Regions from separate parts of the Mus musculus genome. Here region 2 is linked to region 1. Evidence: chromatin contacts called from ENCODE Hi-C or POLR2A ChIA-PET data. All regions are on one chromosome and are shown on one strand. The core of a region is the stretch at or near the end of the contact, and the rest is flanking DNA. Distances in the headings are between cores, read along the strand shown. Region 1 holds the start of Prkacb (protein kinase, cAMP dependent, catalytic, beta). Region 2 holds the start of Rpf1 (ribosome production factor 1 homolog).

What was found. Hi-C counts contacts between places; a loop is a spot of excess contacts on that map. ChIA-PET counts read pairs that join two places held with the same protein, here RNA polymerase II (POLR2A).
Region 2: a loop to region 1 is called in a map of left cerebral cortex, with 11 times the contacts of the local background. The contact joins the promoter of Rpf1 here to the promoter of Prkacb in region 1. A Hi-C loop is called at or near these places in 6 of 37 maps with a recorded cell type or tissue (heart, left cerebral cortex and v-Abl transformed pro-B cells). POLR2A ChIA-PET finds 5 or more read pairs at or near these places in 2 of 5 experiments (Patski and embryonic stem cell).

Annotation. Positions count from the first base shown.
Region 1 is chr3:146,811,357-146,814,355 of GRCm38, reverse strand. It overlaps Prkacb (protein kinase, cAMP dependent, catalytic, beta), which reads left to right and starts at 1,410. Exons shown (of 10, transcript NM_011100.4): 1 at 1,410-1,718. The coding sequence starts at 1,673. It overlaps LOC115486180 (a long non-coding RNA gene), which reads left to right and starts at 1,726. Exons shown (of 2, transcript XR_003954577.1): 1 at 1,726-2,155.
Region 2 is chr3:146,520,015-146,522,766 of GRCm38, reverse strand. Rpf1 (ribosome production factor 1 homolog) reads left to right here and starts at 1,344. Exons shown (of 9, transcript NM_027371.3): 1 at 1,344-1,598. The coding sequence starts at 1,371.

The DNA of each region.
Region 1 (2,999 bases), core at 161-2,660:
AGGACATTTTCCCCACACAATATGGCTTGTTGAAATGAAAGAGCACCAATGGTCTATTCTGAAGTTATAACCTTTCAATTGATTTTAAATAGAAATAATAAATATACCATTCTGGCGCTTTTTGAGATGGTATGGCTTTACCTTCTTCATTTCAAGGTCTTCTAATTAGCTTTGGATAAGTCCTTTAATGTCTCTGTGCCTCTGTGGATCTTAAGTAAAACAATGATAGTCTTGCCACATTTGCATAGGGACTTTATGAGGAAACTAATTACTATTTGTACAACACTTAGAACGCAGTATACTTGGTGTACATGCTTGGTAATTTAACATAATTGCCAATAATAGAAGTATGAATCTGTTTAGAATCTTCCACTCACCGCTACTTTTTTTCCCCAATAACAAAACTTTTAAAATGTTCTGGGAAATCTCCTTAGCAGCCAACAACCATCCGTTCATTACGCGCCAACTGTGGTTTGTGCTGCAGACACAAAATAAACTTACATGGTCTCTGCCCTTCCAGAAGTTAATCTTTCTGTTCTAAATTTGGAATGCTTTTTTTTTAGATAGCAAAAGCTCAAAAAAAAAAAAAAAAAAAAAAAAACCAGAACAAAAACTACCAGAGGGCTAGGTGATTAATTTCTAATAACCTCACGGAAAAGCTCAAGTACTCTCAGATGCATGGAAGCGCAACAATCAATTGGGAATGCGTTTATTTTGAAATTTGTGACTGTGTTGATGCACATAACGTACTTGTGTAAAACAGGCAACACATTCCCATATCTCTCCTTAGAAAGCCTGACAGAATTTGTGAGGGCAATCAGGTGAGACCATGAAGAAGGAACTCGGGAAGGGATAAGCTGTCAAGAATGTTGGTGATTGACCTGGTGTGTTGGGAGAATACCTAGAAGAGCGAAGGGAAGAAGTTCCAATGACAGCTGGGAGCTGAGAAAAGACATTCCTGGCCAACGCTGACCTCAGGGTCAGCAGGGTCGGCAGGACGCGGAGGGGCGCACGCACGTCCCTGCAGCCACGCAGGAAGATCAAGCGAGAGCAACCACGGCGTGCGGAACGCGGGCCACACGGATGCGGGAGCAGGCCGAGCCCTGGCACTGTGCCCCCCGCCCGGCTCTGGGGCACCGGATGCCAGGCCGAGGAAGGATCTGGGGTGCTTCCAAACTAACGGTCCCCACGTCCCTCGCTACTTCGAGCTTAGCCTCCGCGGCCAAGCCCAGCATCCACGCAACAAGCAATAAGTTACCGCTACAACCCTGCACAGAGGGGCTCCCGCCCGCCGGGGGGCTTGACCGCGTCACTTCCGGCGCGCCCGCCCGGAAAGAGGCGGAGGTCGCAGTCCGGGTGTGCGGCTCCTGGGGACGCGCCGTGTCGGGGACGCGCGTGGAGGGCGGGCTCGGGAAGGGGGAGTGTCCGCGCGCCGCCGCTGCCGCCGCCGCCACCGCCGCCACCGCCGCCACCGCCACGGTCCCGGTCTCTGCCGGAGAGCTCTCAGCATCTCTCCCGGACACCCAGCCCCTCCGTGCAGCCGGACGCCGCGCTCTAGGGTCTGCGGGAGCCTAGCCAAAGCCTAGCCAAAGTTGCTGCCGACTGCGGGGCGGGCGGCGGGACGGCCCCGGTCCCCTCCCCTCCGTCATCCCTGCTTGCGGACTCCCGGGTCATGGGGAACACTGCGATCGCCAAGAAAGGCAGCGAAGTGGAGAGCGGTGAGTCGAGTCGAAGGCCCTGGCTGGGTTCCCGCCGGATGGGCCGCCGCGCGGTGCAGCGCCCTGGGCCGGTGTCCCCCCCAAGGCCGCGCGCGAGCCACGGGCCGGGCCTTGCAGTGGCCGCGGGGGCCGGCCGCCTCCTCCTCTGTCCCCTCCCCCACGAAGGCTCGGGGGTGAGGGCCAAGCCCCGGGGCTCACTGGAGAGAGGGAAGGCGGGCAGCGAGGTCCCTGTGATCCCCTTTCTTACTAGAGCGAGGAGGGCTGCCACGGTCTGGAACGCGTCCCCAAATATGGTCCTTTTGTGATCGCACCCTTAGCTCTTCTTTCTCCCAGAGCCCCCAACACCCAGACCCTCCTTTAAGGGAGCCACAGGTAGTACGTTTGGGTTGACTTGGCTTTTTCTCCTTCTCCTGGATGTATATCAGTTTTCTCACAAGGTGAGTGTCCGTGAGGGTCTCCAAAGGTGACGTTAACCCTTAGTGTCTAAGGCTCTTTCTTTCACCCAAGAGATTAGAGATGGCAGACATAAATACAAGCAGCAACTTTATCCATTCGAGGAAAAATAAGTGAGACAGCGTTGCGTTTACTCTAGACATCCAGGAATGTTCCAGGATGCCTGTAAAACTTAGAGGCATTTCAGAGTTGAAGTGCTTTCTTCCGAGAGCTGAAAGTTCAGACGTTCAGTACTGTGTACAAAATTTCAAGACAAAAGGGTCGTGGGAATTGAGTTTCTGTGTAGCAACTTGGTTTTATATGTAAGCATACACATATATGCGTGTTGTGTAACAGGCTGTGAGAAAATTGTGTGCCATTATTCGGCTCATATTATAATTTATAATTCACAATAATTAGAGAACGGTCCCTGACTTTTGTTACATTGCCATAGGTTAATGACATCTCAGTCCTTGAAGTAAGTCTGACAATTTGTTCGTGTTACTGTAAGTAACGTCTTCCATTGTGTCTGTGTTTATAACAGAAGAATGAAGCCAATCTTGTAATTAGCTTGAAGCAAACAGCTTTTGATTCTCATGAACAAAGCAGAGTTGAGTTGACAGAAGAGAGTCTAGCTATTGCTTTTGTGGAATGTAAACAACAGTCAGATTTAACGGGTTATGTTTCATCAATAAGGTTCGTTCCAGGGCATGGAACAGCAGGGCAAACTGTTGGTGAGCATGTGACAACTTGAAAAGCCGATGTAGAATTAGGACTTCCTTGTTATCTTAGTAATTGTGCAAATGTAGTAACTAATTGTACAGACTCACAAAAAATGAAGTATGACAA
Region 2 (2,752 bases), core at 95-2,594, 290 kb after region 1:
AAAGGGAATTTTGGGATGCCTGAACCTATGTTTCCAGGCCACTCATATTTGGCTCCAGAATAAACTGTCTCATTTTTCTCTAAGGTGAGAGCTGTGCGAATACTACCTTTGTTCAATTCATTAACATTTCTCACTCCACCCATCTTCCCTTAGTTTCTTCTTAAATAATAATAAATAACTTTTAAGAATTATTTAATGTAGCCGGGCGTGGTGGCGCACGCCTTTAATCCCAGCACTCGGGAGGCAGAGGCAGGCGGATTTCTGAGTCCGAGGCCAGCCTGGTCTACAAAGTGAGTGCCAGGACAGCCAGAGCTACACAGAGAAACCCTGTCTTGAAAAACCAAAAAAAAAAAAAAAAAAAAAAAAAAAAGAATTATTTAATGTATATGAATACATTGTAGCTGTCTTCAGATACACCAGAAGAAAGCATCAGATCCCATTACAGATGGTTGTGAGCCACCATGTGGATGCTGGGAATTAAGCTCAGGATCTCTGGAAGATCAGTCAGTACTCTTAATCACTGAGCCATCTTCCCAGTCCCCTTAAATAATTATTATGAGTATTGTTTTTTATGTGTAAATCAAGGAGACTGTAAATTCAGCTTTATGACAACCACTCACTTAGCATCTACAAAGCCTGAGTCAGGGCCGTAGCGCCTTAAAAATAAAGCAAAATGCCTGATCATTTTCTCCCTCAAAATCCACCAAGAGGACTACATCTTACACAAAACACAGCGTCTTTACAAAACCCTCACAGAATCTATTCAACTTCAAGCCTCTTCTTCTCTCCTAAATTTTCGTCTGACTTCTGGTGTCTGTGGTGTTTGAGTGGTAGACTAGTTTGCTGCTGCTAAGGGGCCTCGCAGCTGGCCGTTTCCATTGTCTGGTAGGCGTTATCAGTTTATCTCAGATGAAAGGATTTTCCTGCATTGCTGCATAAGCATTAAGTCTGAGACCAGTGAGAACGTTGGAAGTGTGATGCTTCTTTGCTCTCTTTTTAATCTTGTTCTGTTTAGAAATTGTTCTATTAGAAATAATGTACAGTCGGGAACGAACTCTGAATTTTGACACTTTCTTTCTTTCTTGGGGGGAGGGGAGTTCGAGACAGGGTTTCTCTGTGTAGCCCTGGCTGTCCTGGATCTCAGGCTGTAGACCAGGCTGGCCTCGAACTCAGAAATCCGCCCGTCTCTGCCTCCCTAGTGCTGGGATTAAAGGCGTGCGCCACCACCAGCGTCCAGCCTTGGCACTTTCTTACATAGCTAATCCATAAAGCAAAGCGCTAGTTCCGGAACTTGGCGGCCCCGGAAGTAAAACCGTATGACCCGGGTCAAAGACAGAGAGCACTTCCGTTTCCGTACAGCCGTAAACAACATGGCGAAGGCCGGCGAGAAAAGTGTTGGTGGCGGCAAGCGAGGCTTGAAGAGGAAAGCTGCCGCTGAAGAGCCTCAAGAGGCTGCGGCCGCGAGCGATGGGACGGCGGAGAGCGGGGTGCAGCCCGCGAAAGCGGCCGCCTTCCCCCCGGGCTTCAGTATCTCGGAGATTAAGAACAAGCAGCGGCGACACTTGATGTTCACGCGGTGGAAACAGCAGCAGCGGAAGGTACGCGCGCGGGGTTGGCGGGGCACGAGCGCAGGGGCGGGGCCGGGAGCGCGCGGGGCTGGGGGGGGGGCGACGTGCGCGCGCGGGGTTGAAGGGGCGGGGCCGGGGGCGCGCGGGGTTGAAGGGGCGGGGCCGGAGGCGCGCCCCCAGCCCCTCGCTTGGCTACGGGGTCCCCAGCGTCAGCCTTTTGCCGGATGAGCTTGGCGTAGGGGAATCCGGCCCTTGCCTGCTCCGTGGGTTGCACTCTCTGGGAAGCCGAGGGATTTGGAACCGACGATCCAGCCTCTGGCCGGAGATGGCAGAGGGTCCGCCCCCTGCCTTTGCGCATCCCGCCTGCCTAGCGTTGGTGGTAAACTCCAGGTCCTAAACGTGGCCCCAGACTCTTTCAAGGAACCATTGGTGAAGTTTCAGCACTGTGAAGTGTCTGTCATAGCTGTGTTTGCTCTCTTCCGCCTTGTGCTCGCACTGAAAACTAGACAGACTTGTAAGTAAGCCTTGCCCAGGATCATGAGGCTCATTTGTGTCTAAATTACAATTTTAAAAATTCCCTATTACAGCATACACAGCAACTAACACATGATTTTATATTTGTGTTCTCTTACTGGAGGACCTTGGCTGGATCTTTTCGTAAGTGCTAGGTCGCTACTGGAGTTCTTTTTATTTATTTATTTATTTTTTAAAGATTTATTTATATGAGTGCACTGTAGCTGTCTTCAGACACACCAGAAGAGGGCATCAGATCCCATTACAGATGTTTGTGAGCCACCATGTGGTTGCTGGGAATGAACTGAGGACTTGTGGAAGAACAGTCAGTTGTGGAGGTTTTTTGGTTTTTGTTTTTTTGTTTTTTTCAAGACAGGGTTTCTCTGTGTAGCCCTGGCTGTCCTGGAACTCACTTTGTAGACCAGACCTCGAACTCAGAAATCTGCCTGCCTTTGCCTCCCAAGTGCTGGGATTAAAGGCGTGCGTCACCACCGCCGGGCTTGATTTGCAATTTTGAGGGAGGAATGTCCTAAAAGCCTTTTTTTTTTGGACTGAAGATCAGTAGGCACTACAGAATGTGTCAGACATTTTGTCTAGATTCAGGAGATTATAGTGTATACTAAGTAACAACTGAACATGTTTGCAACTTCCTATTGACCTTAATAGGTAGT